3 separate regions of the Homo sapiens genome follow, and all the other regions are linked to region 1. A link is a loop called in an ENCODE intact Hi-C map of the cell type or tissue named here. Cell type or tissue: heart right ventricle. All regions are shown on one strand. Region 1 overlaps MECOM (MDS1 and EVI1 complex locus). Region 2 overlaps MECOM (MDS1 and EVI1 complex locus). Region 3 overlaps MECOM (MDS1 and EVI1 complex locus).

Region 1 (8,000 bases):
CTCTTGGTACTTAAAGTCTGTCTACCAGGAGACATTGTAGAGAATAAATTTCCTGGCCTTGGTAACAAATATTGACCTAAAACTAGTCCAAGATGTGTGTGTGTGTGTTCCTACCCTCGTTTTTAGGGCTCTGGAACTCAATGGTATTCCACCTTTGCTGCAGAATACTCTCTCTTACTGACTGGCAGAGAACACAGTGGGTAGAACAGAACAAACTCAGCTGCAAGCCAGACAGAGACGGACATCTTCATGGGTAGCACAGCTTGAGAGAAAAAAAACACTTTTCTTAAAATTCTTCCCTTCCAAGGTCAGGGTAAGGATTAGGGCAACTGACACTGGAATGGAAGAAAGAGGAAACAAAACTACTTACACTTTGCTGTTCCCCAAAGTATAGGCCAGACTATCTTCCTCATTGTGCATGTATGTAAGTTTACTGTAACCCGTTACACAAACACAAATACTGTGAAACTTATAGTATTTTGACCTGTTCCCATGAACTCAGGGCAGTTCACACTCACGTTACCCAATTTATTTTCCCAACACTCGTAATAGTCTGATATTATGAAACTGTCATGGAAACCAACTCAAAGGTTAAGTGACTTACCCAAAGGTACACAGCTAGGCGTGGAGAGAGGAGGAAAATCAAGCTTCCAACAAACTTTCCCCACAAGATTATGAGTCTAAAAGCACTCTTAGATGGTGTATCTAAAGCTCGAGGGAAGAATCTGATCCTGGAGTTATTGCATAATGTGCTAAATACTATATTGAAAGATTGAATTAATTAAAATTAATAAAATAATGAAAAATGAATTCCTTATAGAGTTGAGGTTTTTTCCAAAAGCACTTACTACCTCACTAATTTAGTCCGAAGTTAAAAAGAATGAGGGATTTCACCTTTTGAGACTAATGATAATCGTAAGCAAAGTTATCTTTTATAAAATAAAAAGATAATAGTAAATTTTTCCTAGTGATATAAAACAACCAGTTGTCTGAACAACCAGATTGATATGTTATGCATTTTTTGTGACTGTCTCAGTTTTTGTATTTATTTTTTCATCATTTATTTCTTGAATATATCTTGTAATAAATACACATCAAAGAGTTAAACATCCCTACTTTTGGGAAATATTTCTCTATTGTCTCTATTTTGCTACCAAAGTTTTACAGTATTTTATTAACATTTTTATTTTATCATAATATTTTCATTTAAACTTGGTATAAATTTGTTGCTGTGCATTAACCACTCAGCATCATAGCTTAGGACTGAAACACATCAAAATAGTCCAGCAAAAAATATTTTAAATATGGCAACCTTAACTGGAGTTTAAAAAATAAAACTTTGAGTATAATAATTTATTCACCAGAGCGGTTGTTTCAGCAAAGTACTTCATCTTAGTTTCCAAAGAGCTGCTAGTTGTTACTAAATATATTTTAAAATAGAAGCAAAAAAGAAATCTGCTCTCATTCTGGCCAAATATACTATAAAATATTAAACTGTTAAAATCTTTGGCATTTTGGAGAAAGATCAGCTAGGTGATTATGCTTGTATAGTTAATTAATAAGAAAGGAAGTAGGTAATGGTTCACTGGGGAAACTTTTGTTATCACCATGTCTATTTATGAAGGATCCCATGCTGTAGGGACAATAACGGGGTGCTAATTCTGAACGCACACAGTGCCGTCCTACAAAGACATCAAGATTTGTAGGAAATCAACCCTCCAGCAGTCCTGGCAAGCCAGACTGACCCCAGCAAATGAAAATAATCAAAAGTAATTAGAAGCGTGCTGGACTACTCCTCGGAGAGCCGAATAGGAGAGTAAACATGCCTGAATCCTCGAGCCACTGCAAAGGCCCATGTCTGAGCTGTTAGGTGCCCTGACCTTGTCCACATAAAGATGTGATTTATGAAGTGCAGGGCACAGCAGCAGGGCTTCTGTCTTCTCCTGGAGAACCAAATTACTGAGGTGGAGATTAACATGCTTTCAGTCGGGCCCATTTCCAGACCAAGGGAAATTTTTTATTTAAATTTGTTTTATCTTTAATTTCCTCTTTTCTAACAGCACACCCCAATAGATAAAAAAAATAATAATTTAAAAAAAATAAAAAAAGGCAGAGTCCACCAAGAGTCACCAGTAATCTCTCTTCAGTGCAGTTGTGATATGTGTGTGGGGCTACGGACAGTCACAGCATTTTTGTTGGTAAATTTGTATTGTGCTGGACTGTTTCACTGGATCTGTCTGATCAAAGCATCACAGAATTCACATTCATGCTTAGAGAACAAAGCTTGCAAAATACTTATTAAATTAAAAAACAGAAATTATTAAAATTAAACAGAATATCACCTTAGATTTCATGGCTTTCTGATCTAGTTTATCTTGCCTAAAGGTCATGCTTCATTACAAAGTTTACTCTATTAAATAAAAAGATTTGGGAAAAGAAATTGTGGGTGGTAGAGAATTTAGAGGAGTAGGAGAAAGACAAATTGGGAGAAATATTTATATATGAATCAGTGGGAAGTCTCTTGAGTCCTAAAAGACATACTTACATTATTTCTTATCTTTGTGTCAGTTAGGTTAGGTAAGATTTTACAAAATCCTATTCTGACATGGAAAAGGAAGCATTGATTTTCTTTTTAAACACACATCAATATCTATACACGAAGCTAATTTAATTAGCAGGCACTTATTGTTCAGCCAAATGTCAATTTCTCAGATTATTTCATGCTTCTTGACATGAACTGTATGAAACAGGATTTAACAGAATCTCCATGAATAAAACTCCACTTGAGAAATGTAAAAATGCACATGTACGTTCTTGAAAAGCTACAAAAAAATAGAGTTAAAACAAAGATGTTAGGCTTGGAGTTTAGTGTATATTTAGCCACCTCAAGAAACCCAAAGCTGCAGAATTAAGGGAATTTAGACTGAGGTTATAAAGTGCCTTCCTCTATAAACTAAAAACATAATGTCAGGGTGAATGGGAACATACTTTATTAACTTTACGGTATTGAAAACTGCCAGCAAGTTGTCTTGTTTTTAAATATTGTCCTCTGCAGAGTGTTACAGTGCTGTTTGTCCACAGGAAGCCTATTAAAAGTGGACAGTGCAGTCATTTCATCTGGCTTTGGCTGGACTGCTTTTCTTTCCTTTAATGATGTGCTGGAATGTACCATGCCCATAGGGTCTCCATTAGCAGAACTTTTACTTCTGGGACGACCATGAAGTTTAAGGCTTAAAAGAGGCATCAGTTTACAGTCTTGTGGGAATCACTTGAATACTGGAGCACTAACTTCTTACTGCTTTAACTAATATATTGACTTATTTTAAATAAACAGTTACACAATGAAGGCAGAGCCAGTGGCCTTATTGGAAATCTTTGGGCTTTTTAAAGATTCTGCAATCCACACAGCTGGGGAAGGAAGGAAGGGGCCTGAGGAGGGTTTATGCCCTTTTCAAACCAGGAAGAAAACACATTAACCTCTCCCACCCCAGCCCTGCCATCAGCCAAAGGGGGATCTTTACAACTCCTAGAAAATCTATCAGCCCACACTCAACCCTCATATTTTTCCAATGCCCTTTTCCTGGTAAACAACAATTAACAGATCAAGAAAGAAAAAATAATCATTCCTTCTGGAAAAATGTTTTTAAAATCTGGTTCTCTTTTTAAACATCACTGATGAATCATTCCATTTTTTTCTTTCCCCGAAGCTATACATTTGTTTTAGTTTGTTCTCCTACTCCATCCCCTTAATATTTAGATCATCTGTCCTGATACATGTTTGCAAATTAAAGCTGGTTTGAGATTACAGTAAAACCATTATTTTTAATAGCCCATTTCAAGGGCAGTGCTAAACACTGCAGAACACGCATGTTACTGATTACTGCTGAGCAGACAGCGGCTTTTGCAGATTAATTTGTAACTGGGAACTACTGTAAACAGATTTCACCAGAAATCCCAAGGAATAAAGGGAATTGGTGATGGTATTTGGCTCCTTGTATTTATTTATTGTTTTAGAAACCTTCTGATGGAAAGCAAGCTAACAGGGGAAGAAGCAAGCCCCTTGCAAAATCCTTTTCCTCTAACCTTCTTTCCTGTTTCATTCACTTATTGGGGAAGATGGATCAGGTCTTCTAAATAATTCTTATTTAAATAGCAAGAAGACCCTTTCATGAGAAACAAGGCCAGTCTAACTACTGTGGGATTTCAGAACCCTATCTTTAAACTTTAAGTTGTGTGAAGAAAAAGTGAGATGACTCTGCCTTTACATGAAGTTATTGTTATATACCTAAAGGAGAAAGGGAGTGGGATGGGGTGGGGGAGAGGGGAGGGAGAGACAGACAGACAGACAGACAGACAGACACACACACACACACACACACACACACACACACACACACACAGAGAGAGAGAAAGAGAGATTAAGATTTAGTGTTTTGTTAGCTTCCTTTGCCCAGGTCCTTCTGATGATTTCCTTTAGTCTTTTTCACAATTTATTCAGTGGAGAACAAGACTGATGATGACGATAATGATGATATTAATATAATAATAATGATGATGCAATGAATTCTCCATTCTTCTAGGTACATCTTCCAAGGTCTCGGAGGGTAAGCGTTCACTCTTGGTTGTATTTGGGGAAGAGAAGCTCAGACGTAGGAATAGCCTTCTCTCAGGCTGATGTCTACATGCCTGGACTGCAGTGTGCCTTCCTCTCGTAGCTCGGAAGGACGCGGAACGGCGGGCGAGGCGGAAGGCAGAGCTGTGTTGCCGGCGCCTGGCGGGCAGAGGCGGGTTCACCTGGGTGGCTGGAGCCGCCGGCGCTGCGCTTTATTTCGGAGCGCAATGCCATCTACCGGCGTCCTGCCGTACCTGCAAGTATCCAGACCTTGAAAGTCGCTCCGCCTCCCCCCACCCGAAGCCAATATAGGGGAAAAAACTCGGAGGCCCTTTCCACGAAATCCTAATTTAGCCAGGACCTGCCAATGATTCCAGACGACCTTTTGTTTTCCTACCGACGTTTCCTCGTTTTGAAAGCAGTTTTGTAAAGGGCAAGGAGGTGGGGGCCGCAGGGTTGGGGCGCTGAGCTCCCAGACCCCCTGATCAGGCCGCACTGTCTGAAGCAATCGGTTCCCCAGATTACTTGTATTTAATACACAATGCATCATAAAACAAATCCCTCATCCTGACAGGAAGAAAATAGAACAGCTCATAGCTCGAGCCGGTCCAATTTATGGCTAAATTAAAAAAAAAAAAAAAAAAAAGAAAGCTCCGACAATGGGCAAGTTGAGGGAGGGCAGGAAATCAATGGCCACGAACCAGGAGCTCTTAAAGGTTCTCAAGCGCCCAACTCTACGGGAATATCTGACCGGGTTTTAGGTTATTTACAAAGGATTTTTCCTGTCCTACCTACCACTGCTGTGCGATTTTCTCTCAAACAATGGCCATTATCTGAAATAACAGTTCAATGTCACAGATAACAGGCCACCGAAACAAATTAGTCACCACCTCTTGTCATTTTCTCTCCCCCAATCCCTCCCTTTTGCTACTATTTTTGTTTTTAAATCAATATTTTGGGAAAATATAGTTCTACTGGATTTACACGTTTATTTGCACTTGGAGAAAACAAAAAGTGGGTGGCACTTGTGTTATCCCGTTTGCAGCTAAAGTTTAACCGTCAGCACACTTTCCAGCCCCTCTTGCCCCACCTCTCCCCCGCAAGTGTCCCTAGACTCGCTTACTTTGCTTAACTTTCCATTGTTGAGCTGGGGAGTTGGATTTTGTCCATTTGTTTTTATGAATGGAGTTTTGTGATAAAAACGCGTTTACTTCCATTTAGCCAGTGGGATTTACTAAATCTTACAAAGTTGGCCATGAATAAATCTGTAGACCCTTTTGTTTTGCTATGTATCCCCTGTATTCTTTCTTCCAATGTCTTTTCTACAATGTATTGGTTTAAATGTACCCAAGGTATATTAGAAAGTTATTAAACATAGGATAGTACCGATTACTAAAAGCAGCATTTATGATGTTAAACGTTCAAAAATAATCTGAGTCGTCAAATTGCTTATTGCACGTTTTGGCGTTCAAGGTGTTTTAATTAATGTATCAAAGAAAATGGCAAAGACTCACCAGACAGTCATCAATCTCTCTAAACCCATAATATGCTGTTTGGGCGGGTTATATGCCAATAATTTTTCAGATTTTAAAATATCTTTAAAGAAAAATATGGTTTGAAAATTTTGCACGCCCTTCCTCTGACCTAGCTACAAGAATGAAGGGAATAAATTAGAGTATGAGTTTCAATTAAAAAAATTTTTTTTAATGCTTAGCAGAAAACTGGAAATGTACATGTCAACTTTTCACTCTTGAGGTTGCTGTTTTCTGAGAATTTCTAAACTATTTATATTTAGTCTGAACTAGCGTCCCTATACCCTAAGCTTTATCCTCCCCACTCCAGCACTACCTCTCCCCCCTACCCCCGCCCCCTCCTGCCTCGGTGCACACACCCTCACACCCCTGAAAGCACTTCTCTACCCTTCCCCATCCCTCCCATCCCCCATCTCTCTCTCTCTCACACACACACATGCACACACACACTCGCGCGCACACACACACACACACACCACACTTGTGCTTTCAAGACATCGAAACGGAGGCTATTTCCCTGGGGAAAGAAATCCTGCCTGGCGAGATCTCCCCATTGGTTGTTTACCCGGAGAAATCTACATGTTTAAGGGGGATGGTGCATCCATAATCAGTCTGTCCCTATAGGACTTGGGTCTTGGCGACCTTTTTGTGACCTCTCCCGCCAGAGGAGGCTGCTGTCACTTTAAAAATTTAAAAGAGGAGCCCGTCTGGCTTCCGATCAGATCACTCTGGGCGGCGGGAGATAGCTCCCTTTCTCCCTCGCCCCGGGTTCTTTCTGGATGGCCGAGCAGATCCTCTTTAAAGAGACAGTTCATGAAATAGAAACCCGGCGGCTGAGCTTGGAGTTGCGAAAGGGGACGATCCCGTGAGGGTCCAGGACCCGCGAAGGCGCTGCGGAGGATCTGAAAGGGGGATAGAGCTCCCCTCGCCTCCCCAGGCCCCCCACCTTTTCAAACTCTCCTCCTCCTGCTTGTTTTCCCCCATTGGAACTGGGAAGGAGAAGTAGAAGTTTTAGTGGGTTTCAGATAACTTTCATTACACATCGGGCTGATAAGAGCAAGAGAAAGTGAGAAAAGAGGGAGGTGATGTGAACCAGAAGGAATAGCTCCGAGCTCATTTAGGAAGGGGGAAAAAGCCAAAACACACCAAACCCGGGTCACCCAGACGAAAGAAGACTTCATTTCTTGTATTAAAAATACACTGTTGGCGGACAATAAATCCGAAACGCGTGGTCCTGGAGAGCAGATCCTAGAGACGGACAAAGTTGTCAGAGACCCATTTGGAAATCGAGACGCGAGGCTTTTAAAAAATTATTATTATTATTTTTAAACATCTCTAAATGTTGCTCGGGATCGTTTGAAAGGATTTTCGTGCAGGAGCGTTGGGGGCTGCTGATTATTTTATTTTGTTTATTTTGATTCTTCTGTGAATGCCTATTATTGCTGAGTTGAGGCCATAGAAATCTAAAGGTAAGAGAACTCCTCACTTTAAAAGGAAAAAAAGTCTGGGCGATGTGAAAGTTTGTCACTTCGGACAGTTTCCTGCCGGGGCACCGTTTCTACGGGCGCCCCCCGCCCCCAGCCTTCTTTCCTCCTCGCCCGCAGTCTCGCGGAGCCCTGCTGCTTATCTACGTTGCTAAGCCGGGCGATTTCCTTGTTCCTCCTGCGAAACGGTGCGGTCTGGACACGTCTCCGGGGTGGGTCGTCCGGCCTTCGGTGGGTTTCTCTGCCGGCTTGTCGGCCTCTTTTCCTTGCGCTCTTCTCCTCCTTCCCCTCCCTCCGTGTGTCTCTGTCCGTCGGTTTCGGGGACGCACAAGGTGCGGTTGCCAAAATCTGAATTCCTGGCACTGGCCACGC
Region 2 (8,000 bases), 67 kb before region 1:
TACCAGTTCTTGCTGCCCTTTTCCTGAAGGACACGTCAGCCAAAAGTTGTGAGATTTGACAGCCAGATGAATTCTTAGTGATCACTTAGCCCAACCCATTCAAAACCAGACCAGAGTGACTTCCAGGAGCTGCCACTGGCTTTTTTTTTTTTTTTTAACATCTCTTTACGTCTCCAAAAGCTGTGCTCTTGAGTACAGCAAAAAGCCCATGGGTCCAAGGGGGCTAAAGGTAACTGGGCACACAATTCACACTCTTTCACAAAAGAAGGTGGGAAGGCAGGAAACAATTATTTTTGGATGCTAGGGTAATTGTGTAGCCAGATAGAAGTATGTAAAGGGAAATTGAAATAATTTCTGAGTTTACTCCAAAATGTTACCGAAGTATTTAAAAATAACCATTAATGACTGTTATCTAATGTTAGCCTCATAAAATTAGGACAAAGGTGATAGTTCTGGTGAAGAAGAAGATGATGATGATACTATTAGTTAACATTTGTTTACTGCATATTGTTTCAAAAATGATGCTAAATTCTATGTAAGGATTACTTTAGTTAATCTTTGCAACACTGCAAGATAGTTCCAGTATTTGCCCATTTTACAGATGAGAAAAAGAAGAGAGTGTAAGTAGCTTGCTTAAGGTTATGCAACCAATACAAGGCATAGATGGATTTTAAATCCAAACAGCCTGATTCTAGAATTACATCTTTAAACATTATTGTATAGAGTGCCTTTCCCTAATCTTCTTCTTCGATTTTCTTCCTACTTTCCTTCCTTCCTTTATTCATTGATTTAGCAAATGATTTTTAAGCCCCAACTATGCGCCGGATATTGTTCGAGCCTCAGGAAATACACTAGTCAACAAGACAGACAAAAATTCCTGCCCTTATGGTCTTTCTCTTCTACTGGTGAGAAAAGACAATAAAAAAGTTAAGAAAAAAGTGTAGCTTATTGGCAGGCACGGTGGCTTAAGCCTGTAATCCCAGCATTTTGGAAGACCCAGGTGGGTGGATCACCTGATGTCAGGAGTTTGAGACCAGCCTAGCCAACATGGAGAAATCCCGTCTCTACTAAAAATACAAAAATTAGCTGGGCGTGGTGGTGGGCACCTGTAATCCTAGCTACTTGGGGGGCTGGGGCAGGAGAATCGCTAGAACCTGGGAGGCGGAGGTTGCAGTGAGCCAAAATCGAGCTACTGCACTCCAGTCTGGGTGATAGAGGGAGACTCCATCTCAAAAAATAATAATAAAAATAAAATTAAATGCAAGAAAGATAAAATAAAGCAGGTAAGAGGAATATGAAGTGTTAGCAGGTGGGAGGAACAGGTAGAAATTTTAGGTAAGGGAGGTCTCACTGAAAAGGCAATATTTGAGAAAAGAAGCAAGTAAGTGTTCTTTTCTTTTCTTTTTGCTTGTTTTTGAGACAGAGTTTCACTCTGGCTGGACTAAACAGCTCACTGCAGGCAGCCTCTGCCTCCCAGGTGATCCTCTCACCTCAGCCTTCCCAGGTAGCTGTACTACCAGTGTGCACCACCATGCCTGGATAATTTTTTTGTATTTTTTTGGAGAGACAGGGTTTCATTGTATTACCCAGACTCATCTTGAACTCCTAAACTCAAGTGATCCACCTGCCTCAGCTTTCTTAAGTGTTGGGATTGCAGGCATGAGCCACCGTGCCCAGTCTTATTTTCTAACTATATAGTTAGAAAATGTATATTTATTTACTTATATTTATATTTGTTAAAATGTATATAATTGGAATATATTATATATTAGAATTATACATATTAGAATAATATATATATTAGATCCTTTAAAAAAACTTAATGAGATGGTTCCTAGGTTAGGAGGTAAACTTATAGTTAACTGTATTCTTGATAAAAAATTAGGATGATTTTATATATATATACACATGCTATTATTATATATAGCAAACTAATGTATATAATATATATATACCATTATATATATACACACACCTATATATGTAATTTAAATTTATGATGACAGTGGATTTGGGCATGCAAGTGTGACAGACTTTCTCTCACTCCTTCTACACCACACACCCACCCCTACATATGTAGCTACATGTGTGTGCTCAAATATATAGTGGTGTATATATAGCATCCTGATTTTTTGCCAAGAAGAAAGTTAGCTATAAGTTTACCTTCTAACCTAGGAATGATCTCATTAAGTTTTTGTTTTGTTCTGTTTTGTTTTTAAGACGGAGTCTCGCTCTGTCGCCCAGGCTGGAGTGCAGTGGCGCCATCTTGGCTCACTGCAAGCTCCGCCTCCCAGGTTCAGGCCATTCTCCTACCTCAGCCTCCCGAGTACCTGGGACTACAGGCGCCCACCACCACGCCTGGCTAATTTTTTTGTATTTTTAGTGGATACGCGGTTTCACCATGTTAGCCAGGATGGTCTGGATCTCCTGACCTCGTGATCCACCCTCCTCGGCCTCCCGAAGTGCTGGGATTACAGGCGTGAGCCACCGCGCCTGGCCTATTAAATTTTTTTTTAAAGGACCTAATATAGATTGATATTCAAGTTGAGCCAGAGCTATAAAAAGCTAAGTACCTCTGTCTATGAAATTATTTTCAACTAATTCCTTTGATTCTGTGATACTTCGATGTTTGCTGTTATAGCGAGATGAGGATAATGTGCTGAATTTTATAGTTGTTGCAAAAAGCCCACAGCAGCAACACTGGGGCCCCACAGACACACATCCAAGATCATGACATAGCTCAGGAGACAGCACACACACACACACGCAGCTATATACGTAGGGGTAGGTGTGTGGTGTAGAAGGAGGGGGAGAAAGAGAAAGTTCTCTGTCACATTTGCACGCCCAAATCCACTGTCATCACAAATTTAAATTGGATACGGTGCAACATTGTCTGTCAAAATAAAACTGTAAGAGTAAGTAAAGAGAGAACTTTTTAATTCCCTGAATGATTTTGGGCAAGCAGTAGTAGGCTTTTTGATGCCTAATACAGAATGATTAAGAAATAAAAGTTAACACTGATATGGACTGCATTCTGTAGTATGTGAACACAAAAAGGATACTTTCCTAATTGGATACAGTATTCAAAATTCCACAAGTTCTGAAGTCACTGTGTGAGACCACAGGTTACAGGCTTTTCTGAGAGACACTCTGCCTCCCCCTGCCTCACCCTGGATGCATAGCACTCCTTGATTTGTAAAATACTCATTCCAGTCAAAAGGGAAGTGTCCTTTTGTGATCCCTGGCATCACTTCCTGTTTTTCCTTGTAAACTTCCCACCCAAGCTGTGGCATTATTGGGATCATTGCCCGAAGTAACTTTCCATTACATTGACAAGTCAAGTGCATACATCTGATTTGAGTGTCATCCTTCCTCCAGATTTCAAAAATTCTACTGCAAATTAAACAACCCAGCTCTTGTGATCCCTGTTGAAAGTTTTATCTTCTTAAAGATCATTCTGAAAAATGAAATTTTTTCATGTCACACAATTTTGATTAATGGATCCTTTTTTTTTCCTGTAACTTTTCAGAATTTGTAGACTTCTTAAACCTAATTTATTTTAAAAGCACACAGTAAGATGTCTCTTCCCATTAAAATAAAAATATATTTCTCTTCTGGATTATCAACCTATAAGCTATATTGCTAAACTTTTAGCTTTACATGATTTATAGTAGTCAAATGATTACTGCCCTAAGCATTAATTTCACTATAGAGCTATTAAAATATTTAATTAGAGTCACTGATAATTTAGGATGTATAATAAAATTGTTGTCAAGGCCATGTTGTAAATTCTGATTATGTTTGTAGATGAGTGAGAAAAACTACCCTATGCTGAAATTTTTATAAATTTTGAAATTATGGGGATTATATATATATATATTACATATATATTTTATTTTGTAAAATAAAATATGTAAAATAAATATATATATAGTTTTTTGAGATGGAGTCTCGCTCTGTTGCCCAGGTTGGAGTGCAGTGGTGTGATCTCAGCTCACTGCAATCTCCACCTCCTGGGTTCAAGTGATTCTGCTGCCTCAGCCTCCCAAGTATCTGGGATTACAGGTACGTGCCACAGTGCCCAGCTAATGTTTGTATTTTTAGTGGCGACGGGGTTTTGCCATGTTAGCCAGGCTGGTCTCAAACTCCTGACCTCAGTGATCTGCCCGCCTTGGCCTCCCAAAGTTCTGGGATTACAGGTGTGAGCCACCGTGCTCGGCCTATTTATTTATTTTTAAACATTTCATGTATATAGTAGTGAGGTTATGTTAATTGTGCATAATTTACGAAAATGCTAAATATTTTGCTTTTTAAAAATCTTTCTGAACTTGAGCAGTGTTATCTTTAAGTACAATGTTCTAGTTTATTACAAACCCAAAATGTAATCCTATATCAGAATCTTTCCTTTGTGTTATATATTTTATTGTCTCCACAAAAATGTTTTATTAAAAAAAAAAGACTCCAAGAGTCTAGCTATAGTTCATGTATGCAGGCAAGAGGTGGGAATTCTCTGTGAATGTCAAATAGAAGTTAATACAAACCCATGTAGTCATGTTTACTCAGGTGCCAAAATCCAGATCATTCTGTTATGAGTTCATCTTCTAAATATATGGCTCTGGCTATCTGCGGATCATCCACCCTCCTGTTACCTACTTGTGCAAGGAAGTCAAAATGAACCCACAGAGATGGGGTATCTGTCGGTTGTTCTCTATGGTATCATACCTGTTTATTTGTGTGGCTAGTAGAGACTAAACTTCCTCAGTAGATTTTTATGACTTAAATTATAGGGTAATATATTTATTCTGTTTTAAGTAACTCCGTGTAAATGGTGGCCACGGCGATAGCTTAATGTGCGTTTTTGTTTTTGTTTTTGTTTTACAGATAAACACTGTCAACTTTTTATTGAGCTACCTACAGTATTTTTGCTATGCATATCTGTATATCTCTTTTGCAAAATTAAGATTGCATTTTCATAATTTTATAAACTATTTTTCTTACTTAACAATATATTGTGAAATTTCACAAGGCTTTCCCCCAATATTGTAAAGTGTTTTCATGAATATTATTTTAATGTACTAGATTGAAACATATAGAATTAGTAATATTTAATGTTTTTTAACCTATAGTGTACTTTTTTTTTTTTTTTACTAGAGAAGGTTTGTGTAAATTAGCAGTACATTTATTTCTTCTCATTTCAGAAATAGCAAAAATGTATGCAGGAAATGGGGGAAGCCAGAAGACCTTGCAACCTGGCAGCCAGTGGTCAGATGTCATTTCAGAGATTTGGGAAGGTTTCAACTATTGCTTTTAAGATACACCTATGCCTAAACACCACTAGAAATGACACAACTTATTTCTATCCCATAGGCTTGAAATAAGTAAGAGAGAGTTGCTATGAATTTGGTTAAAAGAGTAAACCTAGTGAGAAAAAAAGTAGTTTAGATGGTCGTCATTTTGACATCAAATGATGGCAACCAAATAAGGTTATTTTCACCATCATACCATCAGAAAAGAAAGATTCGGGATTTGGAAATCAATGAAAGCAGCCAGAAAACTTCCCTATTGTGCAACAAACAAGACGTGGAAACACTCGTGAGTTGACTCTACTCAGAGGTCCAGAAAAATAAAGGTTGACACTAAAATAACTTTGGCTTACATACGACTCATGGCAAATGCTAAATAATGAAAAAATATGCCTTTCAGGTCTAAAATTTTCTGGGTTGTGAGAAAACATGAAGCATAAATCATATCAAACTATTCCTGGCATTAGGCCTTCAGGATGCATTTGTTTGAAATCAAGGGCCAAATTGCCTGGAAGAGCGAAAACTGCTAGATGCCAGCTGAGGCGGAATGCCAGCCTTGGAACTGACACATCATTTCTGGAGAGATCCATATGCACGACCCTAGTTTGTCTTCAAAGTGGTTCCCTTGAATTGATTTTGTAAATTAACAATATTAGGCCTTCTGTAGGATAGAAAGTGCATTAGTCACACTGCTCTTACTTTACCCAGCAAGGAAATCTATTGTTCTTTTGTAATAAAATGGTTCTGGAAGGGGTGAGGGTGATTTTGCCACATCAGGTAAAAGGAATCACATTTAGTTTTCAGGCAGGTTTAATGAGGAATTTTAATAATAAGAGTAAAAAGTCAATGAGCATAACTTCACTAAACAACTCTTAAAGGAAAGCTGAGCCGGCTCCTGTTTTCACAAATCTATGTAACCATCGTTGAATGGGTTCCAAGCATCAATTGTTCCCAGTGAGTAAGGACATAGGATATGGCAAAAACTCACAGCAATTTATTACCAGAATGTTTTAAAAGAAATGGAGGATTTCAGAAAAGGAGGAGCTCCACGGATTCATGTTTAAATTCACCACAAATGATTTATCTTTGTGTTCCATTTCTTGTCCAAGGTCGGTTTTACACACCATGTAAAATTGCTTCTTTTGAAGAAAGTCTGCTTTTTTAAAAAAAAAAAAAAAGGAAAGAGGAGGGGGAAAAAAAAGACAATGAGTCTCCTGGAAAATACTTCATAAGGCTTTTTTTTTCACATTAGTGTTTTGTTCTTTACTTTTGGAGGAGTTTAATCTGAGGAATATTGTGCAAGGAATAGAGTGGAATATAAAATAAAGTTAAACAAACATGGCTACTTTCAATAAATGATACTGATTTTCTAACAACTGCCTTTCTATTTTCAAAGCCCTATAAGAAAAGCCTGGGCTTTTAGGCTTTTAGTTTTCTAAATCTTCACATGCTCTGATTTTTGCAGAGGGTATTCACATTATATATATGTGTGTATATATATGTATATATATTTATAATGTAGATTTTGTATATATATAATAGATATTAGATATTTAGATATATATAATCCTATAGATTATATATATAAAATAGATACTAGACATATATAAATATATAATCCTGTAGAACTTTTTTTTCTGAAAACCTAAAGACTTATTTATGTTAATGGTAGAAAATTTTGCTGTAATATAAAATAATAATCAGTTTGTTGGCACCCTTAGTTAACAAAAATATGTTTATTAAAAATCTAGGTAGAAATGAATAGTTTCAGAATCATCTACTGCAACATTTAAAAAAATTCATTGTCAATTACTTTCTTTACAGGATTTATTAGTATTGGGGTACTCAATGACTTAAAGTCTAAACCAAAACTCTTTTTGCCTTATTGAATTCTAACCAAGAGCTTCTGAAAGCTATAACTGAAAAATGATTTACGAATTTGTTTTTAATCAAAATGGAGTTTCCTAGAATGAGTTTGTTTTTTTTTTTTTTTAAACACTCCTGGGCTCCATTATTCCTGTTTGTAAACATCAGTGTGTCCCTTCAAATATGTCTTTTCTATTTGTATTAAAACCTGATCATATAATTAAATTGAATTTGGCAAGTATATATCAGCCATCCACTATGTTTAGTTTAGTTCTTTTAGTTTAGTTTAGTTCTCTTTTCTACCGCTAATTCTACAAGCTGAGTGAGGCCTGCTAATTTCCACTGATGTTCATACATGTTAGTTTAAAAAAAAAGTTGGCTTTTACAAAGCCACAAAGGGGAACAAATATAGCTGTATTGCCTGTCTTAAACCAAAATGCTTTAGCAATTGAAAGATGGGGGCAGTGTAGACACTCAAGAAAGCTTTGGGATCTTTAGATGAATGGTATCATACAGATGTGTATTATTGCTAATTCTTTGTTCTCAATCACTTGTTTTCAAGGACACTAAAATCCATGTAGCCCCTAAAAAAGATAAATAAGGGCAAGTCACTTTTCTTCCTCCAGTCACAGACTAAAGAAATTATTTCAGATAATATATAGCCCTTCAGCCATGGGAGCAGGAAGTGTTTACTGCTCAAGTCAGGGTCTCAGTTGGTAAAATAAACGGAAACTTCTGGTTTAGTTTTAGGGCCTTCTTTCAAATAAAAACTTCATTTTCTCTGGGCAAATATATTGATTTAATTTTGTATTATTGGTAAAATATTCATAA
Region 3 (8,000 bases), 150 kb before region 1:
AAAAATGTTTAGCTATTCTAGTGAATACACAGTTTGAATGAAAATGTGGTCATTAAAATTCCATAGTGGCTGAGCAGTGTGCTGATATATATGGAATTATGCATATGGAATGGGGCTGTGATTCATGAAGTTCAGTAGAAAAGAGCTCTGTAGATCAGATTCCGGGTTCAGGGGACTTTGAGATGGGGTCTGTCTGGTCTGACTGGGGTGAACTTTACTTTGAAAGGTCTTGAGTGATTTGCTGAAGGAAAAGCTGTTAGTAAATGATACAATGGCGACTCAAACCCAAATCGGGTGACCTAATCTTATACTCCAGGCCTAATCTTTACTTAATTTTATTCCAAGAACATTTTGATCCTGGTAGAATCAGGTGAGGAAGGAAGAGCAACCACAGCCTGGGCGGGAAGGAAAATCTTGAGGAGCTCTGGCGTGGGTGTGCACTGGGTGGGGAACCCAGCCCCTCCTCTTGGCCTCGGTTTGGGCGGCGGGTTTACAGTCTTCATGCTGGGAGAGCTGCTTTTTGAACCATCTGTCTGCAATAAACGGGCCTCCTGAGTGTGGTGTCTTGGGCTCTAATCCTTGAGTAATGACTATAGGTGGAAATTGTCTCTGAGGCAATTCCTAGTGAGAACTAGGAGTTCTAGGAAGGATCTATTTGTTAAAAATCAGCCAACAGCAATTTTCCCTTTAACTGTCTTCTCTGAGTCTTTGCTCCTTAAATATTCATGAAACTTGCAGTGATTTCAGATTAAAGATCTCTCCAAGATAAGTAGTTCCCAGAATCTTATATCCATGGTGGTATCTGGATTCGTTTCTAAGTTTCCCCTATTATAGTTCGAAATCCCTTTGCAAAGCTTGTATTGCTTTCATTTACTGAAAATGAACAATGCTGAGGCAGGACCCAAAGGACATTAAAACCCCATTATAGTTCACTTCCTGAAACCACACATTCGGTCATCCTGCAGGTAAAATCACTTCCCCGTGCGTACAGGGGAGTGTAGTGTTTCCTCCTCAGTGCAGCTGCAATGTCTCTAAACTGGTGTCTTTACTAAGAGTTTGTTGAATGAATAAATAAATTCAGATTATTTCATGTCCCAAGTCTTCTTGTGATTGAATTTGATTCTTAGAATGGAGATGGAATCCATGTGACACATTCTATTCTAAGTATCTTCAAATCATTACAGTACCCTAGGGCCAAATTCAATCTTTGATTTGAATTAAATACTAATATAATTTAATTAAATACTAGAATTATAGTATAAGGAGATATGTATATATAAATAGATGGAAATATTAATAGATGTCAAAATATGGTTTATATTATATTATATATGAAATGTTATCAATATAAAGACACATTTCTCTCTGCATCTTCATATTGATAACATTTAATATACATATCTCATTTAATATATAACATTTAATACATATGTATCTTTGTATGTAAAGAGAGAACCATATGTGTCTTCATATTGATAACATTTAATATGGTGTATATTAAGAAGTATTTTTATATCGATTTCCATTCTGTTTTATTCTTTGTAAAGTAGAAGGCATATAAATACAGATACCATAAAGCTAATCCACTCCGTAAATAAAAGACATTTTTATAACACAGAGATTTTTCCAAGAAGGAAATTGGTTCTTCTCCCACCCTCTAAATTGCTCTTTATTAAAAAGAAATGTGTTTGTTCAGGTTTATTTCTCCCGATGCTGGATGATAATATTGCCGTGGATGATGTATAATCAGTTTTTATGGTGATGTTCCCACAAAAGGAGTGGTTTGGAAGTGAACAAGTTACTCTATGGTATATTCAAAATTCTCCTTTTGTCATGTTAGGCACTTCTCCTACTCTGTTTCTGTTTATGGTATCAAATCACAAGGACCTTATGTAAAACTTATTTCAAACATTTGAGATTTTAGCACACTTTTCAGATTATTACTTGAAACTCTCCTGAAAGTTTGCACATTTGCCATGAGGAAGAATTTAATAACAACACAAGAGTCTTGTGGCTCTCTGACTTTTGTCTTTCTGAGGTATTCTTTCCTCTTAAGCTAAGCTGATCAGTCAAGATTATCATTGACGTTTACATTGAGATAGAAAAAATGATTTTTTTTAAAATAATATTTTTTTAATAATTACCAGCAGCATTTGAGTCAGAAGAGATACCTCAAGCTGAACTGTGTGGTAGGTTCCTGACCTGCCTCAGTGCTGTTGCTTCTGTTAAAAAAAAAAAATCAGTTGTAACAAACCCAGGCAAAACAACCTTACATGGTCAATAGAATTTTTAATTGCAAAGATTTCCTCTGACGTGAGTGTTAATGAATGTCAAAGCAATAACATAAAAAGACATTACTTGTTTAATGATTGATAGAATAAGAAAAACACAAGGTCTTTTGTCAGATAAATGACTACTGTTTGGTGTTCCTTTACCTCAGGAGTATCAAAAGTGATCTCAGATAGGCAATAATAGCCCAGGAGCTAAGGCAGCAAGTATGATGTAGCCTGTTAGATTATAACCAAAGGAGGAAGGCTAATTAATTTGTATCAGTGTACTTGTTTTCTCACATGGCAATTTTGACATACTTTAGCATTTTTGGTTTGTTTGGATCCTTCATTGAAACTTTCTGAAGAATTTAAATAAGCATGTAAAATTTTATGGGACTGGCTTTGTCTATCTGCAGTGCAGGTGTATTACTAAAGACAATTTAATTATTGCTCCAAATTGTTGAAAGAGCACAGCTGGTGGTGTTTGGTTTTGTACAGATGTTGTTGTGACACAGATCTATAACATGAAATGACAATGGTGACATCTAACAATTGCAAAGTAATAGCCACCAATGAGTTTTGTTTTTCTAAGCTATAGTTTACACCTCTGGGGTGTCTAATATTTGCTATGATATGCTCTTTGCATGCTTAAAGAATTAATGGTGACATATTCTGTATGATTAAAACAAACTTTGCACCATGTTTACGAGTATGAGAAGCATTGTAGGTCAGTTCTCAGGTTCATCTCAGGCAAAACACCTTTAAGTTTCAAAAGTGCCAAGTCTATTCCTGTTATTTATTTTCCTCACTCCTTTATTACTATAATTCCATTACTTCTTTGTGAATCAAGTCATGTTATGCTCCTTGTAACTGGCTCTGGGAAAAGCTGGTAAACAATCTTTAGGGGAACTAGGCGTGGATTTCAGTTGAAAACTCTGCCCATGTAGCTAATTCCTATTTGCTCAGAATGCCCTGAGTTTACTGATGGTCTACAAAGAACTTGTGTGGATGTAATCTTGCTGGCAAATCCACAATACAACATAATCATGGCTTCTTACAGAGCAAGTTTATTGCAGCTGTTGAGGGACCATAACTAAACCTTCCTTCTGCGTCCACCAGCCTGCCGCCAAGAATATTTCTTTGGCGTTCTTGCTCTTCTCACTCCCACTCACTCTGTTCTCACAGATCTGGGAGTGTTATAGGATGCCACTTGTCTGTCCTGCTGATTTTCTCATGTCCTGCCTGAAAACTTAACCTAAGATCATTGTTGTGAGTAAGAGGGCAATGACTTAGGAGTCCCATAGCTGGAGGGGGAAAGCAAGGGCCACTACAGACTGCTGGGGAGGCATCTATGTGGGTCTGGTCAAAAAAGTGACTTGAGAATGGTGAGGCTCAGGTTTCATTTCCCTTTTCACTCATCAGGTGTTTAAGTTACTGGAACCTATTCTTGAGTGCTAAAGGTGTTCTATCTGAACAGACTATGGTTGAATCAGGCCAGAGCAAGGTCAGTTGGTTCAACCAATATGTTACTGTTGTATGAGAGCTGAAAGGCCTGAAAAAGGAAAACAAACAAGCAAACAAACCATCAAACAAAACCTCACTTTCTTCCTCCACTTGTCCATGAATATACTTGTGATTGTAATACTTGTTTTTTATTCTCTTTGTGCAGTCATTTCTAAAGTTCTGTGAAAAGGTGTCTTTGCTTTGTTTTGTTTTGGTGGAGGTAGAGAGCAGCACGGGCAATGTCCCTGGTACAATTTACCCAGAAACTGAGTATTTATGTTGACTTTAAGGAGAAGAAGAAGAAATGAAGTTTTCCCCAGATATTTGAGGATAGGTAGGTAACATTGATGTTCAAACATAAAAAGAATTTGAGAGAATGCTACTAGTTTATTTTACCTTCTTGCAATGTTGTTTTAAAGGCATAATGGAAATGTTTTCTACAAGTACTATGCCCTACAATAAAGTAATTTAATTCATTTATAAAAATCTCAACTTTGAAATACTATATTGTATTTTGAAAGTGATATTGTACTTTTTAATGTTTTTTCATAATTATACATCATCATCTGAGACATTTCTGATACCACTTTATAATTTTAGAATAGCAGATTCAACTCAACCCTTTTAAAAATTTAGGTACATTGAAATTTGGGTATGCTGCCACCAGGTGGTGGCAAATCCTTCGAGTCACGTGTTATTGTAATTTAACTTTTTTTAACCCTTTTAAATAAAAGCAATAGGAAATCTTTCTTTAAACAATATCTTACTCAGAAACCCAATATATAAAATAGATAAAAGTCAACCTAGATCCTATGGTGAAAGTGGGACAGGAGGTTCAAAGCCAAAGGTCTGTGCTCATATCTTTCCTCTGATGATCTCTGAGGAACCTCAGGAAGACAGTTTGAAAATCCCCATCTCAATTATAATGCACATATTTTACGTAACATTAAGATAGAAAACATTTTTTTTTAAATAAAGAAAACTAAGCAATAGAAAAGATAATCTTCTAGAGCAGGAAGAAAGACCGAGAAAGCATTTATCAGAGCAAATGGAGGAAAAAGAGGGTGCTTGTGGATCCGGATCAAATGTGATGTGGTGAGTGAAGCAGGCATGGGCAAGAGCATGAATATAAGCCCAAACTGCTGAGAACTCTGTCCAAGCAGACCAAGCTCTGTTTGGGCACAGTCAGGACGTACTGGAGATTTTGGAAGAAGGACTGAGGCAGGAGGGTATGATTGTCCTGAGAGTCAATGATTGACTGAACTTCTTCAGATTTTTAGATTCATCATTGTCCAATAAGCTCCTTAGAGCTGGGGCTGGGATCCCAGAGTATAAGGTCATCAACTTAAAGGCTGATAAGCCTTGAGCTGTATTTGGTTGTTTGTTTGTTTTTCTAGTGGCTTCTCTCCCATGTGATGAGAGAGGACAGAACAGACTGCATAGCTGCCTGTTTACCCAGCTCCATACAATGGGGACATTTGAGCAGAGACCAGGCTACTGCTTCTGCCCCTCTTGAGTCTTGTCTTGGCTAACATTTTTACTTTGTTTGTGACCTTACGCCAGTGCCCTCCCAAATGATCAATACATTAGTTAAAAGCAATGTTTTTCTCTGTGTTTGGCTAACTTTCCCCTGAAAACACCTGCCTGTAGAAATTGCAAACTCTCCCAGAAACTATTTTCTAAAATGATTATTTTCTCTCAAAATATCTTAAAATACGGAACCTAATGCAAGCTTTGAACAGACATGTAGATAAGGCAAGTATAGTGATATAACTATTCTACATTACAGAAAACCAAGATCCTGGAAGGTTAAATGGAAATACAACAACTTAAAAAAAAACTCACTAATCAACTAACCAAAAAAAACCCATAAATAGTTAATGATAAACCAATAAAATCACTAGGGTGTCTTAAATCATATAGTTGTTCTAAGAAGTGTGTGTGTATAACCTACATGCAGTAATGAGTTTCTAGTTGACATGATAGAGCAAGGTTAGAAAGAGGAAATGTTAGAATTAGGCAAAATGATAGAAAATGCAAGAATGATTGGAAATAGCCCTGAGCCTCTCAGGCTGAGGTCTCCACCTGAGGACTGTGATCAGGTTATTTCAGTGACTCTCACCTGTTACTGGGGCTAGACACTGTAGATCACACTGGCTGGTAATCCCATAAAGTATCAAATCATTGATTCAATAAATATAAGCTGAATACCTACTATGTTCCAGGCACTATTCTGAAATCTAGACAAACTCCATACCCTCATGGACTTTTTAGTAGGGGCAAAGAAAATGAATAAATACAGAAACAAATAACTATATAATGTTTGGTAATAATAACTGCTATCAAGAAAAGTGAAGATGAGGAAGGGGATAAAGAGTAAAGGGGGAATTGTAGCACACAGAAGGTTTGGTACTTAGAGCAGGGGTCAGGTGTAGCCCCTCTGAGCAGGGACACTGGAACAGAAACCTGAAAGGAATAACAGTGAGCCATGGGGCTAGCTTCAGAAAAAGCATTTCAGCCTAAGAGAATAGCAAGGCCAAGGCGGCCGAAGAAGAAACCAACTTGATGTTTCAAAGAACCAGAAAGCCAAACACACGAGGCTAGTGCGAATGAATGAGAGAGGAGCAGTGAGGTCAGAGAGGAAGGGCCTCAAAGGCCATGGTGAGGAGTTTGGACTGAATGTGATGGGAAGCCAGGAGAAGACCCTGACGGCTGTGTGGTGAATAGACGGTGGGGTGAGCGTGAAACCATGAAGGTGAGTTAGGAACCTACTCTGGAATTCCAAGAGTCATGATGGTGGCTGGAACTAGCACTGCTCATGCCAGATAACTTTCTCTCAGACTCTCGGCATGCTCTGTTGATTTGTTCTAGCTGACTCCTCCTGCGATAGGTATTTAAAAGACAAATGTCAGCCACCCCTTTGCTAGTCATGGAGGTACCTATTATTAGTTATAAGATGGCCTGGAGCTGAGGTCTTGGATAAGTCACTTCATCTCACTGAGCTTAGGTGGTCCACATTGGGTCCTTTTTTAGGTCTGACATCCTCTGAGCCCTAATTTTTGTGATTGAGCCTTAATGAGCTCCACCACCCAAGATGACCACAGGGGCAATGGAAATCATTAGAATGCCCCACATGCCTCTAAATTGAATATAATTTGATCCAGATCTTTTTCCATTCCCTGGGAGGCTGCAAACATTCTGCAATACCCGAATTCAGATCTTCAGTCTCCTATTAGGCTGATTTAGGAAACCCTGATGACAAGAATGGTCACTGGGTAGAGATGGTACCACCAGAATTCACCCTCCCCTTCCCATAACCAGCTGTCATGCACTTCACCCTTATGGTTCTCAAAGTGGCCCTGTGAGCCTTTTCAGGGCCCTCCTTAATATTCAGTTGAATCTGACCTTGTGGCTCAGAGAGATCACTGGGAGATAACAGATATCTTGCATCTCCTAAATTAGCCTGCACAGAGCTCACAGTAGAATTCTGGCATCTTGTTCAGAAAGCAGAATATCACAGGGTTGAAACAATCAATCCTGAGTTTCAGGAAGGGATTCTGTAGGGGCCTTTCATCCTTGCACAGTGAATAGATCTTGCTTCATCATCTATCAGTTCAATCTTTTCATTTATGTTTATGATTATCTTTATTTTATTTTATTTTGAGATGGCATCTCACTCTGTCACCCAGGCTGGGGTGTGGTTGTGCGATCTCAGCTCACTGCTACCCTGCCTCCTGGGTTCAAATGATTCTCTGGCCCGAGTAGCTGGGATTACAGATGCACTCCACCATGCCCAGCTAATTTTCGAATTTTTAGTAGAGACAGGGTTTCACCATGTTGGCCAGGCTGCTCTCAAACTCCTGACCTCAAGTGATCCACCTGCCTCGGCCTCCCAAAAAAATGCTGGGATTACCAGCATGAGCCCCAATCTCTTTAAAATACAAAACGCCAAACTAGTTGCATAATCATTTGTGGTCCAGTATAAGGGTCATGTTTCATGCCTCATACACAAATGGTAGACAATAAATTTTAAAATGTGAATCTGTTGAAACAAATATCAGCTCTTGAGTTTTTGCTTGAAGTATGCAGCTCCCTGTGGTATTATTCACATGATCAGATTCTACAGAGGAGAATACCTAGTATTCAAGATGATACTCAAATTTAGACACAGAATCAAATACTGATGTGAAACATGCAGAGTAGCTATCTCCATACTAAACAAAGCAA

Evidence for each region. Peaks named below come from ENCODE experiments on the same cell type or tissue, not always from the same donor. Only the 100,000 strongest peaks of a DNase experiment are listed, where the experiment ranks them.
Region 2: a loop joins it to region 1, with 2.9 times the contacts of the local background. A loop is called at or near these places in 13 of 110 quality-filtered maps.
Region 3: it touches region 1 in a loop (3-fold over the local background); 24 of 110 quality-filtered maps call a loop at or near these places.

The regions. Positions count from the first base shown.
Region 1 is chr3:169,146,336-169,154,335 of GRCh38, reverse strand. All of the region lies in intron 2 of MECOM (MDS1 and EVI1 complex locus), which reads left to right. Among named protein-coding and RNA genes, the nearest start is that of LINC01997, 150 kb to the right of the region's middle. RefSeq lists a silencer at 4,838-4,897. In heart right ventricle, CTCF peaks have their summits at 4,635 and 4,839 (motif pointing left); DNase peaks (open chromatin) are centred at 4,845, 6,895, 7,362 and 7,905; H3K4me3 peaks cover 3,574 bases; H3K27ac peaks cover 5,737 bases; H3K27me3 peaks cover 889 bases.
Region 2 is chr3:169,213,724-169,221,723 of GRCh38, reverse strand. All of the region lies in intron 2 of MECOM (MDS1 and EVI1 complex locus), which reads left to right. Among named protein-coding and RNA genes, the nearest start is that of LINC01997, 210 kb to the right of the region's middle. In heart right ventricle, a CTCF peak has its summit at 3,165; a DNase peak (open chromatin) is centred at 3,163; H3K27ac peaks cover 2,499 bases.
Region 3 is chr3:169,291,768-169,299,767 of GRCh38, reverse strand. All of the region lies in intron 2 of MECOM (MDS1 and EVI1 complex locus), which reads left to right. Among named protein-coding and RNA genes, the nearest start is that of MECOM-AS1, 150 kb to the left of the region's middle. In heart right ventricle, a CTCF peak has its summit at 4,432 (motif pointing right); no DNase peak of the experiment used is centred here; H3K27ac peaks cover 825 bases.